2 separate regions of the Mus musculus genome follow, and region 1 is linked to region 2. Evidence: chromatin loops called from intact Hi-C (ENCODE). Cell type or tissue: heart. All regions are shown on one strand. Links, peaks and the distances in the headings refer to the core of each region. The heading gives the core; the rest is flanking DNA. Region 1 holds the start of Haus8 (4HAUS augmin-like complex, subunit 8). Region 2 has its middle 11 kb from the start of Gm35572.

The links. A loop is a pair of places that touch in the nucleus more often than their neighbours do. Peaks named below come from ENCODE experiments on the same cell type or tissue, not always from the same donor. Only the 100,000 strongest peaks of a DNase experiment are listed, where the experiment ranks them.
Region 1: a loop joins it to region 2, with 18 times the contacts of the local background. A loop is called at or near these places in 23 of 42 quality-filtered maps.

Annotation. Positions count from the first base shown.
Region 1 is chr8:71,269,108-71,277,763 of GRCm38, forward strand. Haus8 (4HAUS augmin-like complex, subunit 8) reads right to left here and starts at 3,483. Exons shown (of 11, transcript NM_001163042.1): 1 at 3,177-3,483; 2 at 119-177. The coding sequence starts at 3,205. Myo9b (myosin IXb) reads left to right here and starts at 3,607. Exons shown (of 40, transcript NM_001142322.1): 1 at 3,607-3,722. In heart, for the core only: CTCF peaks have their summits at 3,265 and 3,475; DNase peaks (open chromatin) are centred at 3,464 and 4,174; H3K4me3 peaks cover 3,614 bases; H3K27ac peaks cover 2,887 bases.
Region 2 is chr8:71,741,201-71,749,929 of GRCm38, forward strand. No RefSeq gene overlaps it. Among named protein-coding and RNA genes, the nearest start is that of Gm35572, 11 kb to the right of the region's middle. In heart, for the core only: no CTCF peak of the experiment used is centred there; no DNase peak of the experiment used is centred there; H3K4me3 peaks cover 603 bases; H3K27me3 peaks cover 576 bases.

The DNA of each region.
Region 1 (8,656 bases), core at 1-8,000, 470 kb before region 2:
ACCTTCTACACACAACCCTCCAATGAGATAAATACACATGGAATAACAAAATTAAGCAGAAATATTAATGAAGACAAAACAGACAGACACTTCCTGAAAGGACCCTGGCAGCCCTCACCTTGCACTCTCCTTCCCTTTGTCTTGGGAACAGCACAAGCACCAGCAGCTGCAGACTTCCTGCAAGAGAGGAGAGAGATGTGCAAAGACCAGAGCTGCCTGCCTCCTGCTGACAGTGGGAGCTGGGTGAGGGCTGCTCCCAGGACAGGCTCCACAGGAAGAATACCACCTTTCTCACACCCTAGTGGGAGTCAGAACAATGGCTACGGGCTTCCCTCACTCCTCAGAAGCCTCTGTGTGACTCAGAGCCTCATAGGACAGAGCGGGACCAGAGCTTACCCCTGTCTTATCAGGCTGATGTGACAACAGCCAGACAGGTATGAGGGCTTAGGGATGGGACAGGAGACTTGACAAGGCCACATGCGGCACAGGGGCTAGGTGGATGATGGAAGGAAAGCAAGAGGGAAAGACCTGGAACATTCTGAATCTGTTCTCTTAGCTCCAATTGTAGGGATGAGGTGGCAGGGTGGGGGCAGGAGACTATGACACGTACTTCTCTGCAAAGGGTCAGCTTTCTAGGCTGCCCAGTCACTATAACCAACAACTATTAAACTTTGCCATTCTAGTACTGAGGCTGACAGAATGGGTGGACCATGTGGCAACAAAACTTTACTGACTTAGCAACATCTGGGATCACACAATGTTCATATGTCACAGAATAGTTATACATTTTTTAAACAAATGGATTTTTTTAAAAAAAGATGTATTTACTACTTTATATATGTGAGTACAATGTCACTGTCTTCAGACACAGCAGAAGAGAACATCAGATCCCATTACAGATGGTTGTGAGCCACCATGTGGTTGCTGGGAATTGAACTTAGAACCTCTGGAAGAGCAGTCAGTGCTGTTAACCTCTGAGCCATCTCTCCAGCCCACAAATGAATTTTTTAAAAGGTTTATTTTATGCATATGAATGAGTCCACTGTACCTGTCTTCAGATGCACCAGTAGAGGCATCAGATCCTATTAGAGATGGTTGTGAACCACCATGTGGTTGCTGGGAATTGAACTCAGGTTCTCTGGAAGAACAGTCAGTGCTCTTAACCGCTGAGCCATCTCTTCAGTCCCCAAATAGTTGTATTTTCAAATCTTTTGTTTTTATTACTTTATTTCATGTAAGTCTGAATGGTGTTTGTATGAGTACAGGTGCTTCTGTGCCACTGTGTGTACCATGGTGCCTGTGTAAAGGTCAGGGACAACCTCAGCGAAGGTTCTCACCTTCTACCTTTCTTAGCCATGGCTCTGTTTGCCCTGCTAGCTCTGCCTCCTACTCCTAGAGACTGTGCTGCTTTAGCCTCCCATCTCCCTGTGGGAAGTGCTGGATTACAGACAGACACTACTGCATCCAGTCTTTATGTGGCTTCTGGGGACCTAAACTCAGGTTGTTGGGATTGTTCAGAGAGCAAATAAATCTCACTTCACAGCCCTGGCTGTGCCAGACAGCTCATAGGTTAAGAGTGTCTGCTGCTCTTACAGAGGACTTGAGTTCAGTCTCCAGCACCCAGGTGAGGTGGCTCACAACCACCTGTAACTCCAGCTCCAGGGGATCCCAACCTCTTCTGGACACACCTGCAAGTCAAAAGCAGGGCTGGGAGCTGGGGGCTTCTCCCTGCTCTGGGGGCAAATCATGGGCCTATGGGAGAACATGGGGCCCTGTAGTTCTACAAAGTGCAGGTGCATCTGTTGTCCCTCATGGTGCCCCAAAGCCTGCCCACCACTCACAGAGGCTTCAGTAACATGGCCTTGTCCTGTCCTGTGCCCACTGTGCATCCCTACTCTCTACCCCCTGCCTTTCAGGGCTGGGAGTCTCAGGTGTAGGAGGCTCCTACCATAGGCCTCTTCTCTTAGCATTTCAGCATTTTACATTTTATGTAGTTTGTAGTGCTCGTGTGCCATGATGTGCACATGGAGGGCAGAGGACAAAATGCGTAGTCAATTGTCTTAGTCAGGGTTTCTATTCCTGCACAAACATCATGACCAAGAAGCAAGTTGGGGAGGAAAGGGTTTATTCAGCTTACTCTTCCACATTGCTGTTCATCACCAAAGGAAGTCAGGACTGGAACTCAAGCAGGTCAGGAAGCAGGAACTGATGCAGAGGCCACGGAGGGATGTTCCTTACTGGCTTGCTTCCCCTGGCTTGCTCAGCCTGCTCTCTTATAGAACCCAAGACTACCATCCCAGAGATGGCACCACCCACAAGGGGACCTCCTCCCTTGACCCTAATTGAGAAAATGCCTTACAGCTGGATCTCATGGAGGCATTTCCCTAACTGAAGCTCCTTTCTCTGTGATAACTCCAGCCTGTGTCAAGTTGACACAAAACTGGCCAGTACATCAGTTATCTACTTTCACCATATGAAACCCATGGATCAAAATAAGATCATGAGGCTTGGTGGCAAGAGCCTTTGTTTCACCCACTTGACCTTCACAGAGTGTCCTTTGCTGTATACAGTCACAATAGCCCGTGACCCTCATCCTTCAGACTCTTAAGCAAACACCCATGGGTGTAGTGAGTCAGGGCTAAAGGGGAGTGCGACAAGCAACCCTAGAGCTCCTGAGGCCTAGGAAAAGGTCTGTGCTGGGACTAAAGTCGTGCTACCATGTAGGGTCACGTTTTTCCTTTAAAAAAAGGAAGGCTAGGTGGTGGTGGCACATGCCTTTGAACCCAGCACTTGGCAGGCAGATTTCTGTGAATTCAAGGCCAGACTGGTCTACAGAGCTCCGGATCAGCTACACACATACACACACACACACACACACACACACACACACACACACACACAAAACAAAAAACAAAAAACACCACTGTCTCCAAGGGGAAAAAGAGAGAATGTCCACCAAAGTCCACGCACAACCCCAATTCTGAACTGCATCTGGGACCCCAGCTCCCCAGCACGCACCGAAGCGGCTCAGAGCCTGGGCTTCTGGTCTGGGAGAGATTCGGGCATTGGCTCATAAGATCCCAGTTCTCCAGCTCCGCTGCCTGTGAGCCCAGGATCTGGTCTTTGGCCAACCCACAGGAGCCCCTAAATTCCGCCCTTCTGAGATCCCAACTCACCCTGCGTCCCGTTCTGAGGAATCCGCCATTCTCCCGCCTTCCACTCAAAGGCAAGCGTCTCAGGGTCCCGCCCGCTAGGAGGCAGGGAGTAGTGCTGGAAGCCGGAGGGTGCTCTCTTCACGCGAGCCGCGGGGCGGGCTCCAAGCTTGCTACAGTTCGTTCAGCCTGGCCAAGAGCGCCGAAAAAGGGCGTGGCTCCAAGGTGTCCCTCAGACGTGTGGGCTTCCGGCACCAACCTGAGCGGGCTAAAATACTGCTGGGGAGGGGCGTGACTATCATAGCGCCCGCCCCTCTCAGCTGTGGAACACTTAGCATCTGGAATGCACCAACCGCAGAGGGCGTTCGCTGCGCGCCTTTAGATGGGGCGGGACCTCGAGTCGCCCCGCCTCTCCGACGAGTTGGCGCCCGCCCACTCAGCGCCTCCGGAACCCGGAAGTGAAATCGCACGGTGCAGCGGCGGGCGAGGCTGGTCGCTTCGGGGCGGGGCGGCCGGGAGCAGCGGGCAGGCTGGCCGGGGACCGGTGGCGCGCAGCGGCCCGAGGTCCAGGTAAGTTCTCGCGGCGGCCGTGAGTGGAGACCCGAGCCGGGGTTGTGCACCGGGTTGCTCCTGAAGTCGTGGGACGTGAGGGCAGGATGCGGCCTGGGGGACGCGTGGACGCTGAGGGGGTTGAGACTGGCGGGCTTACCGCGTCTTTCAGCGGCGGCTGAGGAGAGGACGTGGCTAAGGTGGCATCTGGGGGGATCTCAGGAAACGGGGGAGGCCAGGAAGGCGGAGCCGAGGGGCCGTGCTAGGGAAAGGGACTTCTGCACTCGCGGTCTGAGCCCTAGGGTGTCAGAGAGGCGCCGGGCTCTCAGAGAATGGGAAACGGTCTGTGGCAACCCACTGTTGGGGCTGGAACGTCTAAAAGAGTGGGCCTGGAAAGACACGCAAAAACAGTTCCTCAGAGGGCCGGAGGAGTGGAGAGGAGGAGGAAAGGGAGATGACGGGGTGCAGCCTCTGGAGACTCGCCCCCGCCTTCCCCTCTTGATTCATCTTCTTCCTGACTTCACTCCCGGACAGCTGGGTGATCCGCCAGGGCGAGTCCCAGCGCCCTCTGGGTTCTCTCTCTGCTTTGATAGGCACATCACTTTCTGCTCAAGAAAAGAGTAGCTGGACTCTAGAGGAGGTTGCGGGGTGGGGGTGGGGTTCTGACACCCGAACTGCGTTTCAGAAGAAAGGGAGCCGGTAGGGTGGAAGCCACTCTCTCAAGAGAGTCACATCCTTGGACTTAAACGTTTTTTTGTTTTTTGTTTTTTGTTTTTAAATGACTTACAGGAAATGTATACCTCAGCGGTGGCAGAGATCTCAGCCCCGTGGAGTCACAGCTGCCAACAAACCCTCCCTTCTTTTTCTAGGGACCCTAACTCCCAAGGCTTTATAGGGGAGTCCTTTTGTGCCTCTTTGGCTCATTTTCCAGCACTTTAAGACATCCACCTAGCAGCCCCTCAGGTTGTATCTCCTTACCTTGTTGGGTATTGTCTAGTCTTTGAGACTTCAGTATCTTAAGGTGTCAAGGAATGGCTGGAGGTGGCATGAGCAACTATAAAGTTATTGTCACCGGCCTCTCTGCTCCTACAAGGCCTTGGAGCTGCCTGGTTTTGATTGGCATCACTTTCTCCCCCCCCCCCCTTACCAGTATTCCCTGTCTGCTGTGTGCTTGCTGAAAGGAGGCCAGGTTTAGAGCTCCATTTGGTACAGGAATCTGGATATAAAGGAAGCCTTAGAGACATGACTGCCCCATTCACTTCAAGAATGTTCTGGAAGAAATCTTTCAACTTAGCTTGCCCAAGGGCACACGGTGCAAGTCATGCCCCTTGGAATATCGAAGACTTTTTGGTCCTGAGACCCCAGGAAGGACATGAACTTTCCTATGCATGACACACTTTTTCTCCTGCTTACTTGGAGCTGTGACTCAGTGGAGGTCTCCTGGAAGAAGCAAGCGCCTTGTTTGGGGTCTGGCCTGGGGCAAGACTCTGCCTATTTCTCCTTTGGATTGGCCTGTGTCAGCCTTTTTCCAGAGCTAACCCCACTTATTAACTTTCATGTTTCTGGTACACACCCTTTGGTTTTATGCAGCTCCAACTTTCTGTCTCTTGCCCTGCAAATGCTGGGGACGGAACTTAGAACCTTGTGCTTGCTTACTGGGTAAGTGTTCCACCATAGAGCCACACCTCCAGTCAGGTGTCCAGGATGCTACCTGCATGAAGCACAATGCTCTGGCTTTGACCTCCTACTTGGGTAAAACCCTCTCTCAAGTCTAGCTAGTACCTTGTGGGTCAGGTGGGGACTCAGGACTCCTGGGCTTGACTCCCTTCCTGACAAGAGACCATGAACTTGTGGCTTCCCTTTCCTTATCTCTCTGGTAACATGTGGTGAATGGGTCCAAAATTAACCAAGCAAGAGCTGGTTGTGCCAAGTGGTTGGCTGCCTCCTGAGAGCAGAGCTGAGATCTCCTTGTGCCTCAGAGGAACAGCTATTGTCCCTTTACATGGAAAGAATGGCATTCCCATTAGGCAGACCTTCACAATGACAGGTGACATGAGTTATCACAGGGGCAGAATTGGGAAGACTGAGAGCAAGACTTGGGATGTGGGGGGGTCCACTATGTTTCCTGGGAAGAGTGTCTGGTCTGCAGTCAATCCTGGGAAGCCATGTCAGTGGTGAACCCAGAGTGACAGGAACAGATATCCTGTCACTCTCCTCTTTGGGATACTTGCTGTAGCCTCTGCTTTAGTTTGTTTCAATTTTCTTTTCCATTCAACCACCAGGAAAGAGTCCTTTCTCAAAATGGACTCAGGCAGGTGCTGGGTTTGGAGATAGATCCCTAGACTTTTCTAGAACCAGGAAGCGAGGCTGGGAGGCTAAGTTTATGCTCTAGCTCTTATCACACAAACAGCCCAAATATCCACAGCACCCTAAGAAAGCAAAAAGCCAACAAGTCTGTGTCTGTATTCCCTAACCCTCTAAAATAGCCTTTACCCAAGTTTGGCTGTCAAACTGTCCTGACATCTGGTGTGGGGGGCCATTCTTTGCCCCAGGGCCATCTGTGCACCATGTGATGCTGTAGTGTCCCCAGCTTGCATTGGCAGGAGTGTGTTGACCAATGATGATGATGGGTTGTATGGAGTAGAGTGGGCCACATGGAATGGACCCAAGGTGGTTATAGATGCTGTGCTGCAGTCCCCGCTAGCCTCGGTGCATCTCAGGGTCACCTGCAGGAGTCAGGAGAGGTGGGGACGCCTTGATTGCTAGATCCCGCTGGCCACTGCATGGAAGGAGACCAGGGGAAGAGTAGGGCAGGTGAATCAGCCGAAGCAGCCTGGCAGGCACAGCAGGGCCATTGTTTCTCTTCTCCTTGTATCACCACTGACCTGAGTTTCTGGAGACTCTGTCCCCATCTGGAAGCAAACTGTCACTTTTCTTGCAAGATTAGCTATACCAGACTCCATTCTCAGAGGTTGCCCAATCGACATGCCTTTGAGAAGCTGCATTATCTCCTTCATGGGCCCACGCTCTCAAGATAGCCATCCTTTCACACACGGTGCACGCATTGAGCCTCTTTTGGTCTGTGTGTGTGTGTGTGTGTGTGTGTGTGTGTATGTGTGTGTGTGTGTGTGTGTGTGTGTCCGTGTCCATTTCTATCCCCTCCTGTTCCTTTTCCCCTGTCTCACCAATGATCATGGCATAGCTGCTTCACTTCAGTGGGGAAGGTCATCCACTCTGGGACCCATCTGACTGATGATCTGCTCTCAGGTGTGGGCCTCAGTGTCCCACCTGGTAGGCCTTTGTATCTTTAAGGTCCACAATCTAGCTGTGCCAGGCAGCCCCTGCCCGGCCCACCATTCAGCCAGGCCCAGGCGTGGCCTCCTCACAGAGCAAGACAGGCTCTTCTCTTTTGCCCTCTACGTCTCAGAGAAGCAGAACAAAGGGCCTTGTCTCTGCACTTCTGTCCATTTTGTCTGGGAAAGTTCTCCATGATTTGCCACATTGGAAAAAAATACCGCTGATGAGCTGGGCATCTGCTCATTTCCTACTCAGGACTCCCTGAGAAGTGATTCAGGAGTTCAGCCTGGAGGATTGTTGGATGATGAATAAGCTGGCAGAGTTGACTCATTATGTAGGTCCTGGCTCTGCCATGTGTTGTAATGCACATATACATGTGTGTGTGTGAGAGAGAGGGATGGAGTCAAGCTAGAGCTGACTCTGGCAAGCTTGTATCTATTACAGACTGGATGGACAACCCACAAGACTTTACTGCCATGAGATTCTAAAGGCTAGAAGTCCCAAGATCAAGTATGGGCACAGCTGCCTGCATGCGGTTGCATGATAATCTACCCCAGGCTCATAGGTGGCCATCTTACCTGTTTGTCTCCTGTTCTCTTCTTCTGAGCTTGTCCCTGTGTCCTACTTCCACACAAATGAAGATCCATGTTGGGGGAAATCTTGTTTCACTTTAATCTTCTCCTGAAGTAGTCATCTTTTAAAGTGCTGGGATGGGGAGCTCAGAATGGCCTCACATGAAATCCCAGCATTCAAGTGAGGAGACAGGAAGATCCTGAGGTTGTTACCAGCCTAGGCTGTATAGTAAGACTTGTCTCAGAAAAGAACAAAAAAATAAAAGTTTTTAAGTATCCCAGACTTTAGGAGTTAAGAGCATGATGAAAGGGTAGAGGCATCTCAGCCCTTAACACTAGGTCAGTTACAAACTTGGCTATCATCTAATAGAGGGCTTTGGGAAGACTGATCATCCCCCCATGACCATCCAGTTTCTTCTCTGTTGAGTAAACACTTTACGGAGTGGGTAAGTTGGTTGGCCACATCAGTCCTGGGAAGCTCCCTGTGAGGGAATTTTCTGGACCTTTCTCCTCCTATGCTCAGGATGAATCCAGAGAGGTAAGAATTCTGCCTAGAAAGAGCTGGTGATCTTTGGGGACTTTGTTTTGGTTGCCCAGACTGGCCTTGAACTCCCAGTCCTCTTGCCTCAGGCTCCCAAGTGTAGGATGATATGTAGGAACCTCCATACCTGGCTTGCCTATGGTTTACAAGGGGCTGTTTTAGAGTTCTGTTTGCAGCTGTGAGTGCTGGGTAAAGGGCCAGGTGAAACTTACAAATAGCACAGAATGAGGTACCCCTTCCAGGCATTTCCGAGTCACAGAACAACATCCCAAAGCAATTCCAAAATGGACCAGCTCCTGTCTGGGACGATTGGTCCACAGAAGCTTCTTAAAAGTTTTAAATTTTTTTGAATGAGGCAGGAAGGTTGACTGGAAGGCAGACTTGGAGCTGGCCCCAGAGACAGTGGGGGGAATAGGAACTGTTTCATCTGTACAGCCATGAGTTCACACCCTGGCAGGAACTGTGAGAGTGTCCAGGGGTTTTTCCAGAGGACCAGAGTTGAGTTCCCAGCACAGACCTAGGGCAGCTCACAGTCTGCTGTAACT
Region 2 (8,729 bases), core at 508-8,507:
ACACTACTCAAGTTCCTCAATGCACAGCACTGCACACTACTGACCATGACATGTCCCCAGTACACACCTCTCAGAGGCAGAGTAGCAAGCTTCAACAGAAGTGACTGTCACACAACTCAGGGTCCCCTGGAGCCTCAGGACATTTACACAGCTGGGGGGAGGAGACTGCCCTGAAGCCTCACAGGGACAGGAGCTGGTAGTCTTTCTCCTTCCCCATGCCCACAAGCCTCATGACAGGTCTAGCAAAGGGCTGTGAGCACAGTGACCTGGAAGGATAAGCCCCGCCTCAGGGTTGAGTCAAGACACCTGTATTTACATGTCATCCCCTAACCTCATCTTTCCCCCCAGTTGCCACCTTAGCCATGTCCTCTCCGCAGCCTCTGCAGTCACTATTCAAAGCCAAGGTAAGGCCGACAGACTCAACTCCCCTCAGCGTCCCCATGTCCCCAGCCCTCGCGCCTCAGGACCACAGGAGTAAGCCGTCCCCAAGTCCCCAGCCCTCACGCTTCAGGACCACAGGAGTAAGCCAGTGAGCAACCGGCTTGTCTCCACTCACCTGGCCTTGGCCTCGGAGGGCTGCCTATTCCTGGGCAGTCCTCTTGCTGCACCAAAACAACCAGCCTTGCGCGGTGCTTCCAAAGGGGCTAGGTGGGCGGGGCACCGGCGGGTGGGAGAGGCGGGGCGCCTCGAGATCACGCCCCACCTGAAAAGGCACATCGAACCCCCCACTGGGGTTGGTGCATTCCCTTTGCCAAGAGTTCTACAGCTGAGAGGGGCGGGTGCCAAGATAGCCACGCCCCTCGCCAGCAGTATTTTTTGCACACTCTTGAGTGGCGCTTCTGGTCTGTCCAACTTCTTGAAGCTACTCCTGTAGGACAATGGCCGATTCATCAGAGCGGAGCACAGGGTGAGTCCGGAGCCCAGGCTAGGCGGAATTTAGGGGCACCTGAGGCTTGACTAAGGCCAGATCCTGGGCTGACAGGCAGCCGAGCTGGAGAACTGGCATCCCCAGAGTAACTGCCCAAATTCCTCCCAGTTTGGAAGGCTTCTATTCTTTGAGCGTGTTAGTGAGCTAAGGTCCCAGATGCAGCTCAGAACTGGGGTTGTGCTGGCAGCAGGTGGCTTACCTCAAAGTGCTTAACTTTCGCATCTGCAGCCCATTCAAACTTCTCTGTTTTATGTTAGGCATTTTCTGGTATAGTTTTGAGATGGGTGTCTTGTAGCCCGAACTCGCTTTGAACACACTGTAGCAAAACAAAAACAAAAACAAAAAAACCCCAAACAAACAAAACCAAAACCAAAAACCGAATCCTCCAACCCCTCCTGAGTCGAGGGATTCCCACCTCCAGCTGTGACCATTTTATTGTGGCATCAGAGGCATCTGTGTTAGAGTGAGCTTTGGAAGTATTGTGGCGCCTATTGTTCCTTAGCATTCAGGTTTCTTTATTTCCTGAAAGGAGTTTTGTGACATGATGAAGATTTGGGAGTTACAAAGTAATTACTTTAGAGTAGCACACCTGGTGGCACCCGGGTGTGCTCAGTGAAGGTCAAGAGTGAAGCATGCCTGTTAGCACCAGAGTGAAAGTGGGAGGATCCAGGGTTCAAGGACAGCCTGATTTACCTACCTAACATCCTATCTCAACAACAAAATATTTTTAATTTTTTTTTCTTATTTATCTGTGAGACAAGTTCTTACTTTGTAGCCTTGGCTGTCCTGGAACTCACAAAGATCCACCTGTCTCTGCCTCCCAATTGCTGGAATTAAATGCATGTGCTGCCGAGTCTGGCCACTAGTTAGTTTTTAATTGAACATGCTGGCACACACCATTAATCCCAGTGCTCAAGAGGCAGAGGCTGTTGCAGTAAATCTCTCCATCCCAAATATGACTGGCAATGAAAACACGACTCAGTTAATATGATTTCATGCTGTGCACCTAGATTGGGCAGATCTACCACTACACTACCATCTTCCCCATCTATGAGACCCCTTAGAACTTGCGGTTTCTCCAGGCTACATGCTTCTGCTCCATTTTATTTTCACCTCCTCCTCCATCGTCCTCTCTCTCCCACTCCTCCTCCTTCTCTCTCTCCACTTTCAGTTCCACCTTTCCTTTATCTGCCCAGTCACTGGCTCTAGCCTTGATTTTACAAATTAAGGTGGGAAGAAGGTGTACAGGAAATCACCTAAGTGCTGACTCATTCCTTATTCGCAGCCACTCACATTGGAGATCGGAATTAACATCAAATATAATTAGCTCCAGGGCTATCCACAACCAGTCACATATCTAATTTCCAGGCCAGTCTGGTCTACAGAGAGAGTTCCAGAACAGCCAGGGCTAAACAGAGAAACCCTGTCTTAAAAAATCAACAACAAAAAATATTTTCTTAAAAAATAGCGGAATGATTTAAGAGAGGATTAGAGGAAGAGATCCAAGAGACAGTGGGCAATGCAGAGTCTGGCTTCTGAGCATGCCTGGACACTGGGGTGGGTGGGGTGGGGGAGTTATGGTGAGGATTCTCATAGTGGCGTCAGGGATGGAAGGCTTAGTCAGAATTCTCAGTCAAGAAGGTGCTGTAGGATGGTGTTGAGCAGTTCATGCTCCACAGACCCTAGGAGATGTCCTAGAAGTCAACGAGGCTGAGCTGTGCGGATGGCAGGTCTTCAGGAGAGAGAAATGATAACCAAAGCCACTAAGAAATTCCTGAATCATAGCATCTGTTAACAAGATATTTTGTTTACTAAGAGGCTCTGAGTCACACAGAGGCATCTGAGGAGTGAGGGGAGCCCTGTAGCCATTGTTCTGACACCCACTAGGGTGTGAGAAAGGTGGTATTCTTCCTGTGGAGCCTGTCCTGGGAGCAGCCCTCACCTAGGGCCCAGCTCCCACTGTCAGCAGGAGGCAGGCAGCTCTGGTCTTTGCACATCTCTCTCCTCTCTTGCAGGAAGTCTGCAGCTGCTGGTGCTTGTGCTGTTCCCAAGACAAAGGGAAGGAGAGTGCAAGGTGAGGGCTGCCAGGGTCCTTTTAGGAAGTGTCTGTCTGTTTTGTCTTCACTAATATTTCTGTTAAATTTTGTTATTCCATGTGTATTCATCTCATTGGAGGGGTGTGTGTAGAAGGTAGAGGACAAACCATGGGAGTCACTTTGACCTACCATGTGTGGTCTCAGGCGCTGAAGTGGGTCATTGAGCTTGGCTACAAGGACCCTACATGCTGAAATTCTTCCTGGCTCTGATTTGAGACAGACAGACAGAGAGAGAGACAGAGTGAGAGAGAGAGAGACAGACAGAGAGAGACAGAGAGAGACAGAGACAGAGACAGAGAGACAGAGACAGACAGAGAGAGAGAGACAGACAGACACACTGATTCATAGAGCCCAGTTTTGTCCACTAAAGTCCTGATCCTCCTGCCTCAATGTATTGCCACCTAGTTCATGAAAGGGTTCATGTTATTGGGGGAGGGCACAGAAACGAGTCTGAAGCTTTCTCTGCTCAGTGGCATGCCTTTGGGGACTGGTTGTTTCCATCATGAGGTGTCATTTGACTGCAGTGGGCCTCTGGAGAGTTGGAGTCTCTTTTGTCATGGCGTCAGGCTCTCAAGACAGGCCTCAAAGGTGCAGGTCTGGAGGCCAGGCCTGCATTCCTCTTCAGAAGCTGCATTCCCCACCCTGGACGATGCTGGTGGCACAGGGCTACATATCCAGTTCCTCCCTGAAACCTGCTGAGCTGGGTGGTGTGGGTGCTGGGAAGCAAATCCAGGTCTCTTGCAAGGGCAACAGCAAGTGCCTGTCAACCCCATACTCTTGCTTTTCTTAAATATACTCGGCATGGGGGCACACATGGCATCCATGTGGGGGTCAGGCACAAATCAGGGGAGTTGTTTCTCCTCTTGTACCATGGCAGTCCTGAGGGTTGACAGTGATCCCTGGACCTGGTGGGTTTGGGGTAGGGAATGGGTGTTGATGGATGGAGCCCAGGACCTCACATATGCTAGGCCAGGGCCTAATCACTGAGCTACACCCCCAGCAGATTCTGTTTGCTTGTTAATAAGATGGCAGGGATGGAACTTGGGCCTTCATCATGCCAAAAGCACCCTATCACTTAGTGGCCCCAGCCTGGTAGTCTTGTTTGTAACCTCTGGTCTGTTTGCATGCTGCCTGGTTTTATTAATATAGTCATGTCCTCAGGGTGACACAATCTTCATGGAGACTCCTACTGTTAGATAACTGCAGACAGGGACTCTCCCGGTGCTTTTGTGAAGCACTTGCATGGTCATGAAGCTTTAGTTCTCAAAACTGTGACTCAGCAGTAAAGTCCCTGTCTCTCTTAGTGTCTCTGTCTCTGTGTATAGGTTTTTATCTTTGAGCCAGGCTTTCATTGATTTAAAACCCTATTTCCCCCACTTTACCCCCAAGTGCTTGTGGGCAGCTGGACAAAGGTTTGAAGGTGGGTACCATGCTGCTTTCAGGAAGGCTTCATCCTTGCATCAGGATGCTCCTGTAGGGGATGGCTAGTGGACAAAGGCTCCCTAGGCAGGTCCCATGGGAGGGATTTTCCAGGAAGTAGGCACTCTAACATGGGAAAAGAGAGTTGTCAAAGGAACAGTCTCCTAACACGACACTAGCTGACTTTCTTGCCCTCCTCTGCCCACAGCCTGGCAGGGCTACAAGCATTATGAGCAAGAAACCTTATCAATATCCTTCCGGTTTGGGATGGAGCTTGCTGACCTAGCTCTGTTAGTTTTCCCCGTTAGCCTTATGCCCCAGGGACTAGACAGAACCTATCAACAGACCTTTCTGGACTTTCCCATGGGAGACAGTCCCTGTTAGGTACTGGGTGGGCAGCAGTGTAACCCCTGGCCACCAGTTTCCAGGCAGCCTGTTGGCAAACAAACCAGGGCTCCTGCGCCTGCAGTTGACAGGCACACTGGAGTCACCTCCCAGAACGCAAGCTCTAGGAGGGGTAGTTTTCACTGAACCTGGCTGTGGGCAAGTTTCTGTGGTATTGGGCATGGACCCAAGGGTGCATGTCTGAAGGCTCATGTGTATAAATGTGTGGCAGAGCTTGCATGAGGGCATGTTTGTATGATCTTGTGTGCACAGGGCAAGTGTGTTTGTGTGTGTACTCACGAGCATGTGCATTTGTGGGTCCACAAGTAGTGTGCAGTCAGGTCTCATTTGGCAGATGTTTTTCAATGTACATCATTAGTCTTTGTTGTCATTTTGCAAATATCATGCAGCAGACTAAGTATCTACACCATCACTAGTTGATGTCATCTGCATGACCCCCTGTTGATTCTATAGGCCATCTTTGATTGAAGGCCAACAGGCAGTGAATAACTGGCATGTAGGTGTGTTAAGGCATGTAGGTGTAGACTGATTAAGGCATAGAATTTCAGTTTGAGTCCCTGTGTTTCTCACACAAAATGTTCTTGAACTCTGGTGTCACCACCTGGAACTTTCTATGATTGAGTTTCAGAGTGGCCTGAACTGCCAGGCAAGTATGGCTGTGAACCCCATCCCAACCCCTTACTGTTCCTACAGACTCCCAACCCTGTCCTTGCTGAATGAAGCAGGGTCTGTCTAGTTGTTGTCCAGGCTGGCCTAGAACTAGGGATCCTCTTGTCTCAGCCTCGCAAGTACTGCTATGCATTACCAAGCCTATTTCTTACTTTTTGATCAGTGGGATTTGTTCGACTTTCCATTTTGTTAGTGTGTAAGTGTTAGTGTTCTGTGGAGCTCACAGGACACATTGTGGGAGTAGGTGCTCTGCTTCAAGCAGAGGTGATCCTAAAAATTCACTTCTTTTCAGACTCGGTGGGCACTGTCACCTGCAGTGTTGTCCTCCCTCTGTGGTCCAGGCCATCCTCAATATAAAAGTGTGAACCTGTCACAGGAAGTTTGTGTGGCATTGTAGGTTGTGGTATAAGCCTGCTACTATGACCAAGATCAGAAGCACATGGGTCTCCTGACCCTCTGTATCTTGTCACCCAGAAGCAGCCAGCAGCCAGCAGTCAACAGTCAGCAGCCAGCAGCCAGCAGCCAGCAGTCAGCTAGCTTCCTGTGTGGCTAGCTGGGTTTTAGAGAATGGAATACACACCCTGAGTACTTCCACTTTATTGAAATTGTGTAAAATTCATGATTGAAAGCAGACAGTTCCTCAGTAGTTCAGTGTTGTGCAACCCTCACAGCTGTCCATTCCAGAACTTGTCCATAGCCCTAGAATACCCATCACTCCAACCCCTGGCAGCCTCTGTTCTGCTTCCTGCCTCAGTGGACTGGCTTGTTCTGGACATTGCTTGTCAGTGGGGGTACACACACACACACACACACACACACACACACACACACACTGTCTGTGCTGGGATATTTCTTTGTTTTTGTCATGCAGACCAGGCTGGCCAAAACTCCCTATGTAACCAAGGATGTCCTTGCATTCCTGATCCTCCTGCTTCCACTGCCCCAGTGCTGGGGTGGCAGGTGCAACCACCTTCAGACTACATTTTGGGGGATGGAACCCAGGACTCCACATGCTGGGTAGTCACCCTGCCAGCTGAGCAATAGCCACATCATGTTTCCTAACTTCACCCATGTGCTGTGGACTAGTGCAGCATTCCTACTGTACCTGAGGGCTGTTCCCCCTGTGGTTGGACTATATTTTATTTATCCATTCATCATTAGTGTGTTTCTGCCTTTAAATGCAAGCCACACTGCATACAGTCCCATCCTGGGATTTGAGTTCCTGAGCTTTGGGGTGTAGAAGAGCAGAATTGTCAGGTCTGTGTGTAGTGTTTGGGGGCCAGTGTTTTTCCAGTTTTGTGGTTCCATCTAAGTATCAGAGGGTGGTACCTTTTGGTACCTGTGCTATGTTGAAGTTGTCCATCCTCTAGCTATGGCTGCTGTGGTGGTTTCTAGCTCAGGGATCTTAGAAACACAGTGCTGGGGATGTTCACCTGCCTCCTCTTTGTTTCTCTAGAGAGATTCATGGAGGGTGGGAATGACTGGTATCTGCTGGATTAAAATGATTAACATTTAAACCAGCTTCCAGGGGCCAGTGAGATGGCTCAGCAAGTAGAGGTGCTTACTGCTAAACCCAGTGATCTGAGTTCAATCCCCAAAATCCACATGGTGGAATCCTGCAAATTGTCCTCTGATACGCACTTGTGCATCCTGACACAGGTGCAAACACAAAATATGGAAAGAAACAAATGTCCCAAGGCCTGTGGTGTACAACTGGGACCCTAGCACTCAGGAGGCAGAGGCAGGACCTAGACCACAGGACCTTGGCTGGTCAGGCCACAGTGTGAGACTGTCTGAAACTACAACAACAACTAAACCAGAACATGGCCCTCCAGAAGTAGAGGCAGGCCTGTGGATTGAGCCAGCCTGATTCACATAATGGGTTCCAGGGTACCCAGGTCTTCATAGTGAGATCTGTCTGAAAAGACAGGCCCAAAACAGCAACGGAGGTCACAGGACTTTTGAGAGATGAGTTTCCTTGCCGGGTGATGGTGACACACACCTTTAATCCCAGCACTTGGGAGGCAGAGGCAGGACGGATTTCTGAGTTCGAGGCCAGTCTGATCTACAAAGTGAGTTCCAGGACAGCCAGGCTACACAGAGAAACCCTGTCTTGAACCCCCACCCCAAATTATTACCTGAGATGAGTTTTCTCTCCTTCCTTTTTAATTTTTTTCATTATTGTTTGATTTTTTTTTTTTTTGAGACATGGTCTGATGTATCCTAAGCTTGCCTCCAACTTGTTATATATGGGAGGCTGGCTTTGAACTCAATGATCCTTCTGCCTCTGACTTCCAAATACCAAGGTGACAATAGTGTGCCACCTCACCTAACCTCTGCCTTGTTTCTGAGTCACAGTCTCCCGTTTCTGCAGCAGTGGTGCTGTGTACCCCAGGCAAGCTGGGCTTTGAGCTTCTGAGTACCTCCTATCTCCTCCTGTCTCACTGTGGAACTACAGACTTGCACTGACACATCTGGCTCTCTGTGTGGGCTCCAGGAATCCAGTCTAGTTGTCAGGCACTTCTGCCCTCAGGGCCATCAACTTTTGGTCCTGAAGACAGTAAACCATGTCTAGATGTCTTTTATTTTTTAATTTTTAAATTTTTTTACTGTGTATATGTGTTTTGCATGTATATATGTGTCTGTACCACTGCATTCCTTTTGGTAGTTAGGACATTTAGAAGTAGAGGCTTCAGAACTGACCATGTATTAAAAGCACTGGTTGCTCTTCCAGAGGGCCCAGGTTTAGTTCCCAGCACCCACATGGCTGCTCACAACCATCTGCAACTGCAGTTGCAGGGGATCCAGTGCCCTCTTGTGGCCTCTTTGGGCACTAGGCATTAGTGGCACTGATCCACAGATGGGAGTTTTCTGCAGATTGTGGATCTGGCTATGGGGCTGGCTGCGTGTGTTTGGGCTTTACCTACTTGAGAGTTTGTTTCCTGCTGTTTTGAAACACTGTATGTTGAAGGCCTTTAGGCTTGTGCTGTAGAGTCACACCTGTGATTTCAGGTCTGAGAGCATCCAAAATGGGAGATGGGAGCAGCGGGGCTCACATGTCTGGTGTTCAACTGCCCTTCAGGTCCTGGGCCAACAGATTGATGTGCTCATGTTGAACATCACAGGGCATTCCAGGGGCGGCAGGGAAATGGTGCTACAGCATATTGGAGGGAGACCACTTCGGATCCCGCACCTTATGCCTGCTGCCCAGG